Linked DNA regions of Mus musculus: region 1 is linked to region 2. A link is a contact called in ENCODE Hi-C or POLR2A ChIA-PET data. All regions are on one chromosome and are shown on one strand. Each heading gives the region's core, a stretch centred on a gene start or an enhancer-like site at or near the end of the contact. The rest is flanking DNA. Distances are from core to core; before and after follow the strand shown.

Region 1 (6,507 bases), core at 3,642-6,141, 42 kb after region 2:
TTTTTAGAGGGTTTCACTGACCTTGAATTCAGACACCTACCTGCCTCTGCCTCCTAGTTGCTGGGATTAAAGGTGTGCACCACCACTGCCCAAGTGAACATAGGATTCAAACGTCATTCATCCCATGGTCATGGGATGCAGTGACAGAGAGAGGGAGAGGGAGAGGGGGAGGGGAGGGGGAGGGGAGGGGAGGGGGAGGGGGAGGGAAAATGGGTTGAGGATCAAAGGCCAAGCAAGCTTCCTTCCTAGCTCAGATAGAAGATGAAGGAGAGTCGAGGAGAATACAAGAATCTTTGTATTGGGTTGTTTGTTTGGGTTGATTTGGTTTGATTTTTGAGTTAAGATCTCACTTTGTAGCTCAGGGTAGCCACACACTTCTTGGGGCCCTTAAGTTTCTGCTCCCCAGGTTTTTGGGATTGGATTACAGGGCTGTGTATCACACACAGCTACAATCTGTTCTCTTTCAGCTTTATCATTTTATTTTATGTGTATAAGTGTTTTGCCTATGTGTTTATCTCTTCGCCGCATGCATGTCTGGTGCCACAGAGGTCAGAAGAAGGCATTGGATCCCCTGGAAATGGAGTTACAAACAGCTATGAGCCACCATAGGGATGCTAGGGATCAAACCCAGGGCCTCTACAAGACATCAAGTGCTCTTAGCTGCTGAGCCAGCTCTCCCGCGTCTCCAGCTCCCAGACTCTGTTCTTACAGCAGAGAACAGCAGAAGTTTTACACACAGGCATAGCTCCTCTGCATGTTGACCATGTAGCCAGCCTGTGTCTTCATCTAGAAATGGACTTGTAGGTTTTTTTTTGTTTTTTTGGGGGGTTTTTTTTTACTTGTAGTTTTTTAATGGCTTTTTAACCCTCCTAGAGATGTGGTGAAGGTCAGCTCTTTCTCTCCTAGCAATCACCTCCCCTGCTCAAGAGAAACATGGGCAGTTCCTACTGTGTGATACGGTATATTGTTAACAAATATTTGTTGTAGGAAAACCATGAACACAGTGGGGTACTTAGGAAATCAACAGAGAAATTGGCCATGGGTGTGGCAATGGTGGGGGAGAAAAGGCTGCAGGAGGAAGCTACCTCAGATTGCTGTTTTTCAGGCTCCAAGGAGATGTCACCTGACCACCATGGTTTGAACACAGCAATCCCGATGGAGGTACCAGGGGTAAGCTCTCCCCGGCAGAGTTCATCCTCGAACACACATCTGGAAAGCAACAAGAAGCAGACCGTGAGCCCCACATGTCTCCCCCAGAACCAGTTCATGGCCACAGTGACTGCTAGCAACATTCCAGGCAGTCCTGACGAGATCTCTGTCCCCACCCCTGGCCCACACGGACCAGTCCCATAAACATCCAATAAAAGTCTTTGCATCATTACTTCTGGAATCTCTTTTTTTTTGGTGAAAATGTGGGGATACGAAGAGCCAAAGAGACTTTGGAGCCCAGTAAGATGCATGAGGGCTTTTCCTAACAAAAGCACCAAGGTCTTGTTATAGACCCAGCTGTCTTGTTCAGCCTGACCAACTGAGGACGTGAGTCACGTGGGTTACTAACAACAGCACACAATCCAGAAACCTGAGGTAGTGGAGTCTCAGAGAAGCCCTCCTTCTGAAAAGTCCTGACTTGTTTTTCTGTGGCTTCTCTGCCCCAGAGTTGTGTGTGTAAAAGTCCCTGGGACGGGGAGCTATACTCAAAGGGTAGATTTACTTGTCTACCCTGCCACCTGTCCTGGAGTGAGCCCCTGTTAGGTACACAGTGAGAGGGAGCACAGCAGAGGCTCCACCACAGTGAGAGGGAGCACGGCAAAGGCCCCACCACAGTGAGAGGGAGCATGACACAAGCCACCATCAGAGTTTCACTGGGGATAGAAGAATGAATGAATAGCCAGGTGGTAGTGGTATACAACTTTAATCCTGACACTCAGGAGGCAGAGGCAGGAAGATCTCTGAGTTTGAAGCCAGCCCAGTCTACAGATCAAATTCCAGGAAAACCTGGGCTACACAGAGAAACCCTATCTCGGAAGAAAAGAAAGAAAGAAAGAAAGAAAGAAAGAAAGAAAGAAAGAAAGAAAGAAAGAAAGAAAGAAAGGAAGGAAGGAAGGAAAAAAGAAAGAAGGAAGGAAGCCAGGCTTCTCAGTGGCACATACTTTTAATCCCAGAACTTGGGAGGGAGAGTCAGGCAGACTGATGTGAGTTCAAGACCAGCCTGGTCTACAAATTGAGTTGTAGGAACAGCCAGGGCTACACAAAGAAGCCATGTCTTCAAAACAAAACAAAACAACAACAAAATGAAAGGAGGAATGAATGAGGGATGGTAAAATGGCTCAGGAAGTAAAGGAGTTTGTAGCCAAGTGTGATGACCTGAGATTGGTCTCTGGAGCCTACACTATATCAAGTGTGTGTGGGGTGTATGTGTGTGTGTGTGTGTGTGTGTGTGTGTGTGTGTGTGTGTGTGTGTGTGGTGTGTGTGTGTGTGTGTGTGAGAGAGAGAGAGAAAGAGAGAGAGAGAGAGTGTGTGTGTGTGTGTGTGTGTGTGTGGTGTGTGTGTGTGTGTGTGTGTGTGTGTGTGTGTATGTGTGTAATTTTAAATTTTTAAGTAAGTGAGTGAGAAAAAGAATGATTATCACACCAAATACAGGTCCCACAAGGCGGACTGAACCACTTAACCCAAGTAGCCTGGACAGTCACTAAATCACCCGCTTCTCTGTTTTTTGGTTTTTTGGGTTTTTTTGTTTTGCTAGGTTATTGTAAGTGTTTAAAAAAGGGGATCAATTTAAGCTGAGCTAGGTGGTATGGACCCGTCATCCAAGCTACTTGGGATGCTTAAGCAGTAGGGCCACAAGTTCAAAGCCAGATGAGACAACTTCGTGAGAAGCTGTCTCGAAACAAAAGGGAAAAAATAAGAAAATCTCGATGGGGGCAGAAATATGGCATTTAAAACAAATGAAAGGGGCTGGTGAGATGGCTCAGCGGTTAAGAACGCCAACTGCTCTTCCAAAGGTCCTGAGTTCAAATCCCAGCAACCACATGGTGGCTCACAACCATCCGTAATGAAATCTGATGCCCTCTTCTGAAGTGTCTGAAGACAGCTACAGTGTACTTACATATAACAAACAAACAAACAAACGAAAGACAAACAGCAACGACAAAAACACTTTGCAATTATTATTGTTGTCTTAAAAAATAAAAAACAAAAACTGAGACTGTCATCTGAAGTCTATCCTGGAACTTACATTGTAGACCAGGCTGGCCTTTAACTCACAGAGTCACAGAGTTCACAGCCTGTCTCTGTGCTGGGATTAAATGTACGGGGATACTACTAGGTTCAAGACTTTAAAATTGCAAGTGAGGAGTCTGGGGAGATGGCGCAGTAGTTCATATATTGCCCTTACAAAGGAATAGCTGACAATTAACTCCAGTTCCTAAGACACAACACTTTCTTCTGGCCTCCTTTGGCATGCACTTATGTGCACAAACCCACACACTGACACAGATATACACACAAATATATATATATATATATATATTTTTTTTTTTAAAGTAAAAAGAGAGAGGCAGCCGGGCGTGGTGGCGCTCACCTTTAATCCCAGCACTCGGGAGGCAGAGGCAGGCAAATTTCTGAGTTCAAGGCCAGCCTGGTCTACAAAGTGAGTTCGAGGACAGCCAGGGCTACACAGAGAAACCCTGCCTCGAAAAACCAAAAAAAAAAAAAAAAAAAAAAAAGAATACTTGTTAATCTTCAAAGGACCTGGGTTCAAGGCCAAGCAACCAGCTGGTGGGTCACAACCATCTGTAACTTCCATTCCATAGGATCCAATGTCCTCTTTTGACCTCTGCAGGCATCAAGCATACATTTGATGCACACATATACATGCAAGCAAAATATGCACACATAAAATAAAGTGAATAAATCAAATGGCTCCCCCCAGAAATTGAGAGGCAAAGGCAGGTAAATCTCTGTAAGTTTAAGGTCAGCCTGGTTTATATTGTAAGTTCCAGGACACCCAGAGCTATGCAGAGACTATCTCAAAACAAAACAAACAAAACAATAACCAATAGACCCAGAGAAATGGCTCAGCAGTTCAGAGTACTTCCTGCTTTTTCAGAGGACCTGAATTCCACTCCCAGAACTCACATCTAAAACCAGCCTACAACTCCAGTTTCAGAGGATCTGGTACTCTCGTTTAGCCTCCTCAAGCACCTGTGTATACATACATACATACATACATACATACATACATATATACATACACACTCACATAAATACAATAAACCTTTAAAAGTATACACATACATATAAAATTATAAAATTCCAAATGGATATGCTTTAATATGATGTGCTCATTTTATAAACAGTGATGATGGAGCCAAATGTCTAGTTACAATCCTGACTCTGTCACTTGCTAGGTAACCTGTGCCTCAGTTTCTCTTATGAGCAAGGAAAATAGTAATCACTTGTTTCACAGGCTTAGGGGAAGCTATTTACTCCAAAAAATACTGCGTTAGAAATGGGGAAAGTGTCTTAAATAAACTATTATTATTATTATTATTATTATTATTATTCATTTGCCTCTAGTGCTCTAGTGTTTTGTTTCTATTTCTAGCTTATAGCCCAGGAAGCTGCAGAAGAGAAGCTGGCTGCTGCCCCTCTCCTGCCTTTCAAAGGCTTTTGCTTTGCCTGGGAGTAGAAAGCAGATCAGGGAGACCCTGCCGACACTGAAGGCCGGCTCTTGACATTTCACCATGGCATGACCTGTGCTACTTTTGGCAACAGTGAGACATCATGTCATTCTTAGACATCTGTGCCCAGGTCCCTAACCAGCCAGCAAAAGGCACATGATGAAGTGGAAAGTGTCCAAGACTGGGAGTCCGGAGGTGTTGTTTGTCCTCCCCCTCTCCCCCAGCTTGGTAGAGGTGGGGGTGGGGAGGGTCAGGAGGCTGAGGGCACCGGCGTGAGGGGTGGTATATTCAGCACACTGAATACAACATCTGTGTCTACTGAACACAGTGTGTCTCTGTAGTGTCTATACCAAACCAAGACCTGTGCAATTGCTATAAACAAAGGACAAGCCTGCTGTTAGAGGGCTCAGATGGAGTCTGAGATGGACATACAGGAAAGGCAACGGGCCTTCTGGTGGTCCCCATGCTGCAGGAGGGAGCAGAGATGTCTTTGATGAGTCAGCTCCAGATCAGACAGACTTGGAGGACAACATGGACAGAGTACAGCCTGTTCAAAAGCAATGCAGAAAGCCTAGTGTGGCCCCGGGAACTGCAAGTTACACACAGAGAACACCACACTGGAGTATGTATGTGTGTGTGATGTGAGATGTGTGTGTGTATGATTGTGTAGATGTAGAGAGTGGGTGACAGTGTAGTCACTGACACTGGGTTATGATATTATTTACAGGACAGATTTCCTCTGTCCTTGATAACTCATCAGTAAAGTTCTTTTTTTTTTTTTTTTTTTTTTTTTTCTCTCTCTCTGACCCTTTACTACAGCGGAACAATCTGCTAATGCCTGTCTGGCTGTTCACAGACAGGGAGAGACAGTTGCAAATCCTAAGAATGTAGGAGGCGGGGCAGGGGTCTTCTCATTAGTCTGGGACAAGAGTTCTCGAGTTTCTGGTTGCATCAGAATCAGCTATGGGTTTTGGTTTGGTTTGGGTGCCAAGGGTGGATCCCAGGGCCCAGCACAGGAGAGGCACGCACAGGAGAGGCACGTACCCTACAAGCTGCACCTCTAACTTTTTTTTTTCTTTTTTTTTTTTGTACTCTTGAGACAGGGACTCTCTCCATTTTCCAGGCAAGCCTTGAATTTGTGACCCTCCTGCCTCAACTTCCTGAGTAGCTAGAATTACAGACCTGCCTAGCAGGAGCCCGTACGAGGGCTTATAAACAAAGAGCGGTTCGTCCTCTCTTACTCCTCACCCCAGCCTAAGTCATTCGGGCTGAAGTGAGTCCCCCAGATTTGCATTTTTAACAAGTTCCAGCTGCTGCGGCTGCAGCTACCCTGGGACCTCCCTCACAGCACAAGTGGCCTTGAAGAACAAAGACCAGCTTTGTGGACTCTGGTCACAGAGGTCAGAGACCCCACACAGAGCAGAGCCCAAGAACCTGGTAGAATTTGCTCCCCAGGACCCCATGTATATGGGGTGGACGCGGGTGGACCAAAATGAGGAGCTGCCTATAAATCACAGGCAAGCAGCATAGATTCCATCCCAAACCGAGTTCAGCTTTGTTGGTTTGAATGCGTTCACCCTGAGTAGGTATTCACTGGTGTTGGCTGGTCAAAGTCCAGCGTTAGAAACTAACCGCCCACCCTGTGAGACGGGTTCCCCTCCCCCAGGGCACAGACAGGGAGGGAGCCCTGTGAGCTGACGCACAAACACAAATAGTCTGAGCTCACTCGGGCTGCCAGGCTCACATCGACCAGCAATTATTTCTTGTAAATTGCTTTCCGGGTTATGTTCAGAACATGTGCGTGTGACTCCCTGAGAACAAACA
Region 2 (6,413 bases), core at 3,866-6,365:
GCTTAGAAAGGAAAAATATAAAATATATGGTTTGAGTATTAAAGGGTACCAGGAACTAAAATGGAGCAAAATCCTGATTTCTAGGAGATAACAGATTAAGGGAGTGGGACCTTGGGGCAAGATCCTACCCAGCTAAATTTAGATCCAGGCATGGTGGTACACACCTTTAATCCCAGGAGACAGGCATGCTCATCTCTGTGTTCAAGGTCAAACTACAGAGCAAGATCCAGGACAGCCAAGCTTAGGCAGTGAAGGATTTGGAAATCAGAAATCCAGTGACAATGTAATAGTACAAGGGGGTCATGTTCTAGTCCCTGCAAGGAACAGAACTCAGCAGCTTCAGCCATGTGCTCTGGCTCTAGAGTTAAGAATGGAAGGAACTACTGGGACAATTGAAGCTGGTTAGCTGAAGCTAAGAAATTAGCAGTGATTAAGAAGAGACCAGCATCACTGAGGTGAAATCTTCTGGGAATTGTTTTCTAGGAGCTCAAAGAAGCTGTGTTCCAGAGATAGCCAAGATTGTACCTCGTGCTGCTGCTGGACTTGGTTATGTGTAAGAGTCACCCAGGTGGTACTGGTTTTGAAGGCATGAAGGTGTCATAAAGAACAGCCGAGTCTTGGCACTGTGAGAGGTCATGGAAGGCCATTGGAGAAGGTGTAGCCTCAGCTGTAGTTGATGGCCTAGGACTGAAGGGGTCATGCAAAGGATTTGAGGCTTGGCACCATGAAGAGAGCATATGAGATACTATTGGTGAAGCCTAGTTGGAGTGGAATACCCCAGTGTATTGGAGATGTCAGTACAATGAGATGATCACCAAGAACTGCAGCCATAGTGGAGTGGATCAACCTGAACTTAGAGTGCTACAGAGGGCAGAGCTGGAGAAGTGATGCCAGCCCTTAGGAGGAGTCCAAAAGGTCAAGTGGAATCCCAGACACTGAAACAAGAAGCTGTAACATTGAAATTGCCTTGGAGACTCAAAGATGTTAAAGATGCCAGAGCCATGGGATACATGCTGAGGAAAGCTGCTAACAGCAAGTGGAACCAGCCCAGGAGAAAGCAGTTTGTTGCAGTCAACAAAAATGAAAAAGGAGTGGAGATCTGAAGACTGCTTTGACATCAGCCATGGAGATGTAGAGTTTGGAGTTTGCCAGGCTGGTTTCCTGTCTTTTTGGGGATTACAGTTAAGTGATTTGAATTCATTTAAGTGAATCTCAGAAGAGACCTTGAACTTTGGACTTTTAACTTTGTTGTGACTGCTATAGACTATGAGGACTTTGAAAGTTGGACTAAATGCATTTTTCATTATGCTATGTTTAAGTATGTCCCCTATAGACTCATGTGTTTGAACAAGTCTATGGATGCCAGGGAGTGGAATGTGATGGTTTGTATATTCTTGGACCAGGGAGTGGCACCATTTGGAGGTGTGGCCTTGTTGGAATAGGTGTGTCACTGTGGGTGTGGGCTTAATACTCTCACCCTAGTTGCCTGGAAGTCAGTCTTCCACTAGCAGCCTTTGGATGAAGACATAGAACTCTCAGCTCTGCGCCATGCCTTTCTGGATGCTGCCATGCTCCCACCTTGATGATAATGGACTGAACCTCTGAACCTGTAAGCCAGCCCCAATTAAATGATTTTTTTTATTATTATAAGACTTGCCGGGGCTGGTGAGATGGCTCAGTGGGTAAGAGCACCCGACTGCTCTTCCGAAGGTCCAGAGTTCAAATCCCAGCAACCACATGGTGGCTCACAACCATCCGTAACAAGATCTGACTCCCTCTTCTGGTGTGTCTGAAGACAGCTACAGTGTACTTACATAAAATAATAAATAAATCTTAAAAAAAAAAAAAAAGACTTGCCTTGGTCACGGTGTCTGTTCATAGCAGTAAAACCCTAACTAAGACATACATATACCCTGAATGAGTGAAATCTTGAGTGAGGGTATTTTGGCATGAGCAAGGCCTGTTGAGGATTCAGACCAATTGGCCCATGGGAAATTGGCAAAGCCGTTACTTATGGGTCAGGCTCAAGAGGGATGGCAGTTTTCTTCAGAAGACTTGAGTATGAGTGTTTATGACCGATTGACCAGTGTGTGTCAAAGATGTAGCTTCCTCCTCCAGGATATTGACAGCCTGAGACTATTCACCTGCAGAGGCCTCAGAAACTGATTAACCCTTCCCCTGTGCTGTACCTAACAGGCAGAGTGTGGTTGCAGGTTGCAGTGATAACAGTAGTGTTAAAACCCCACTACCGGGTTGGTGAGATGACTCAGTGGGTAAGAGCAGCCAACTGCTCCTCCGAAGGTCAGGAGTTCAAATCTCAGCAACCACATGGTGGCTCACAACCATCCGTAATGAGATCTGACTCCCTCTTCTGAATGTCTGAAGACAGCTACAGTGTACTTACATATAATAAATAAATAAATAAATAAATAAACAAACAAGTTCATTGTGTGTGTTTGTGTGTCTGTCCTTTCTTCAGTCCCTTGCCACCTTGAGCCACCGGGGACAAGGCAACATGCAAGATGGTGACACCTCTTCCTTCCTGCCCTGTTCTCATTCTGTAAAGTGCTACAGGGTTTCTATTATATGTCTTAGTTTTTAGTCTTTTCTCCTCCTACAGGAATGTAAATTCAATATTTTTATTTTATTTTTTCACTATATTAAAAGCTCTTAAAATAGTTCTGCATTAGATACTCAAGAGTCTGATGAACAAATTGAGCATCTTAAATGGCCATGAATAACGTCTTTGAACTTTATTGTAGGAAAGAAGAGAGCTAGGGATCCCACAGCAAGCCTCCAACCCTTTCAAGTGCTCCTCTGAGATTTAGTGCGATTTGCCTCTGTCTTTGAGTCTTCCAGTTGTTAACTGTGCCACCCAGAAATAACTATGCTTCCTTAAAAACACCAGAACTATGTAGCAGGCTGAAAATAAAGTTAAGGATTATATTCTGTTGGCTAACGTCATCAGCCTCACATATCAATTCTAGCGTGAACACAGAGCAGAAGTCACCAGGAACTTTACAAAAAAATAAACATTTACTGAGTATCTTGTGTACGAAGAAAGGTCACAGGGAGGATCCAGACATGGGCTTTCCTTGGAGGGCAAGGCAGCTGTGGAAATGGACAACTATACATTACTGTCAGCTTCACTGCTTACGCTAACAAGACCATCTTAAGCCTCACGACGCCCAAAAGATAAGGAGGCAGAAGGGTAGGGAAGCTTGCTTAGGCCTTCACCTTGCCTGGAGCACCTTTGTCCTGTACCCCACCTCTACTGGCCAAGTAGTCTGCTCCTGCAGAGAGAAGCCATGTTGGTGGTGGAGAAAGATAGCATACTCTGAAATCTGAGGGCTGGGAGTTCAGATCATACCATGTCACCTTGTGTACAAACAACTCTGCTAGCCTTGTGATGTGGCACTCATAGCCTTTCCCCAGCTGGCCCTGAAGACTCCCCCAGGCTCATCTGCCTCACCCCTTCTTAATCCAAGCAGCCAACCCCTCCCCTCACTGCTCCCCCCCCCCGCCCCCCCCCCAAGCCTTCACTAAACCTGCCCAACTTTAACTCCCATTCCTCTCCCACTATGTTCTCTGCTGTGATCATCACCGGACCTTAAAGCTCCTCGGTCTCTTCTTTCCAGCATCTGCTCCTGCCTTTTCCTGTCTGAGTACCACAAAAAAGCCAGAGGGATCTATCTGCTATATGTGGGCCTCACTAAGATGCTTTAGCTAATAGTAACAAACAACAACAACAACAAAAAAAACCCAAAACTTTATTTCTTAGTTTAAGGCTTGTAATTTTTTTTAATACGATGTCTCCCTATTAAGTCACACACAGCTGGCCTGGTACTATATAGACCAGGTTGCCCACTAACTCAGAGATCTGCCCGCCTCTGTCCTCCAAATGCTGGGATTAAAGACATTGGCTATCATGTAGGGCAAGCCTGTAAACTTTATTGTGGCCCTCGGAGGCTGTGTGGCCTCACGACTACCTCCCCTCCCCCACCCCCAAGCGTACTTTCATGTCAGCCAAACTAGTCTTTGTTGCCCATTGTATCATGTTTCACTCTCCCAGGAGGCCTTGTACAACTTTCTGCTTTTACCTGAATAATTTCTATTCATTTGTCAAGAGTTCAGTTCAAACCTCCTTTCGTTTGCCCACACACAACCTCGACTTTATTAGGTGGTACTGTACCGGCCACAACTGTAGTTTTGGAGTTAACTGTAAAATTTTTAGTGTCCTATCTCCCTCTGAATAGGAAGCCCACATGTTTTCCCTCACTGCACGGGGGGTGGGGGTGGGGGGTGGGGGGTGGGGGGTGGGGGGCTAGAGCTGAACTTGGCATAGAACAGGTACTCCAAATGTGTGTTAACTCATACTAAGTCGCCACCGGATGCTTGGCCCTTTATGGGTGTCATAGACGTTTTTCTGCGCCTGGGAAACGCTGTAGCTTGCTATTGAGATCTCTTGTCACTAACTTGAGATTGCAGCTGCTACCCACGTTTGTGTCCACAAAGAGCTTTTAACTGTCAGCTGCTGGAGATACCGGGCCTTCTTGGCTCCTGCTGCACCTCCAGTAAGGAGGCAATAATCCAGTGACTGACTAGATAGGCAAGCTCTCCTAACCCCCATGCACTGCTGGAATCCAAACCGCAGCAGACTTGTCTCCCACACTTGTCTGACTTTGGGGAAACACTACATCCATTAACCTAAAGTTTGTACGCATCGTTCAGCTATCAAATTGTTTTCCAGCACTTTCCCGTTACAGTCCAGTACTCCCAATTCTACACTAGGTAATATTCCCGTAAAGAAACTGGGGCTCAGAGTGGTGGAGCGATCCGCCTAAGGCCAGGCACTAGAAGCTAATCCTCACAGATTTTTCTCCGCTATCTCCCTATTAAGTCTCTGCGCCCTGAGCTTGAGTTTGAGCGAATTTTGGTCTCAGCCTCAAGAAAACAGGATCCTGCGATCTGAAGCTAACCAGCGCAGAGCAGCTAGGGAAACTGAGGTCCAGAGCCGGGACTCTGCGCCTGCAGAGACGACTGAGAAGGGGGCGCGTCCTGCCCAGCGGGCCGCCTCCTCCCGCCCCACACGGCGGGGTCCCCTCCGCCTTGTCTTTGCCCTCGCCAAGTCGCCACCTCGGGAGTGAACCATGGTTGCAGCTGTGGCGACGGCGTGGCTGCTCCTGTGGGCCGCGGCCTGCGCGCAATCCGAGCAGGACTTCTACGACTTCAAGGCGGTCAACATCCGGGGCAAGCTGGTGTCGCTGGAGAAGTACCGTGGCTCGGTGAGTGACGATTCCTTGCGGGCCTGGCGCGGAGGGGAGGGAGGGGCTCCGTGGGGATGCTACTCTCGGGTGTGCCACAGCTCGGACACCACCCTGCTCATCCCAGCCGCGAGATCGGTGCAACCGGCGCTCCCAAACCCTTGCCCACTCAGGCCTGCGGCTACGTGGCACAGCTTAGGAGCCACCCGCGCTGACTGCGCTCTGCGAGGCTCAGGATCTCACCCGGAAGGTGAATGCCCTCCGCTCTCCGCTTTGCCTCTCCCAAGTGGAAAAGAAACCCTAGCCTTTATGGCCCTTTGCCGGTCCAGTCCAGCTTCTGCTCCTGTAACAGTGGGTCCAATGAGAACGCAGAGAGACAAATGTGCAGTGGAGGGAGTGACCATCAAAAATGGACCTTTTCATGATTCTTAGAATCCACCCTCAGGCCCTGAGAGCAAAGATACAACAGTGGAAAGCAATCCAAGTTGTAAGAGAACCCCCTATACACCCTTCCCATCCTTGATCCTCCTAAGACCCACCCCTTAGAGGGCAGTTGTGATGGAGTTGCTAATGGGCCTGCCCTACTCACTAGGCGAATCACAGTAAGAAGGAAGTGTGTCAGGATTGGGTCTTTTAAATAAAACTTGAGCAAGACAGATCAATCCAGACAGAGAGAGCTGGCCAAGTCCAGACACAGAAGCAAAACAACAAGAAAGGTCAGGGTGGACCAGGGATTTCAGCAGCGGGTACTTGAGAGATACAAACTGCTAGACTAACCGGTGTTAGATGAGGCTGACTGCCAGGGAGACTTTGAACTGTAAAGTTCAGAGACTCTGGTGCGATGAAGAATCTTCTCAAGAGAGGAGCATGGTAGCACACACCTTTAATCCCAGCATGCTGAAGGAAGAGAGTCTGTGAGTTCAAGACCAATTTAGTGTCTATCTACATTGGGCGATCCAGAAAGCCAGGGCTACATGGTGAGACCCTATCTTTAAAAAAAAAAAAAAAAAAAAAAAGGTAATTAATTAATTTTTAAAAATCCTTCAAAGAACCTTTTGTCTCTTGAGTTGGAGTTGGAGATCCTGGTGTGAAGACTGCTATTGAACACTAACTGACTTGTGACCCCATCATCCAGAGTTGGATGGTTCA

The links. Hi-C counts contacts between places; a loop is a spot of excess contacts on that map. ChIA-PET counts read pairs that join two places held with the same protein, here RNA polymerase II (POLR2A).
Region 1: POLR2A ChIA-PET joins it to region 2 with 14 read pairs in embryonic stem cell. The contact joins the enhancer-like site here to the promoter of Gpx7 in region 2. A Hi-C loop is called at or near these places in 1 of 37 maps with a recorded cell type or tissue (heart). POLR2A ChIA-PET finds 5 or more read pairs at or near these places in 3 of 5 experiments (all embryonic stem cell).

Annotation. Positions count from the first base shown.
Region 1 is chr4:108,362,640-108,369,146 of GRCm38, reverse strand. It overlaps Shisal2a (shisa like 2A), which reads left to right. Exons shown (of 3, transcript NM_001099303.2): 3 at 1,106-1,370. The coding sequence ends at 1,353. Among named protein-coding and RNA genes, the nearest start is that of Gm46889, 15 kb to the right of the region's middle. RefSeq lists an enhancer at 4,619-6,507. Within about 2 kb of position 4,891, at least 1 of the 3 ENCODE cell types and tissues checked has a DNase peak (open chromatin) inside an H3K27ac peak, as active enhancers do; it is heart, where a contact is called at or near this core.
Region 2 is chr4:108,405,415-108,411,827 of GRCm38, reverse strand. Gpx7 (glutathione peroxidase 7) reads left to right here and starts at 5,115. Exons shown (of 3, transcript NM_024198.3): 1 at 5,115-5,285. The coding sequence starts at 5,151. It overlaps Gm32297 (a long non-coding RNA gene), which reads right to left. Exons shown (of 6, transcript XR_003955247.1): 5 at 6,042-6,253; 6 at 5,281-5,712.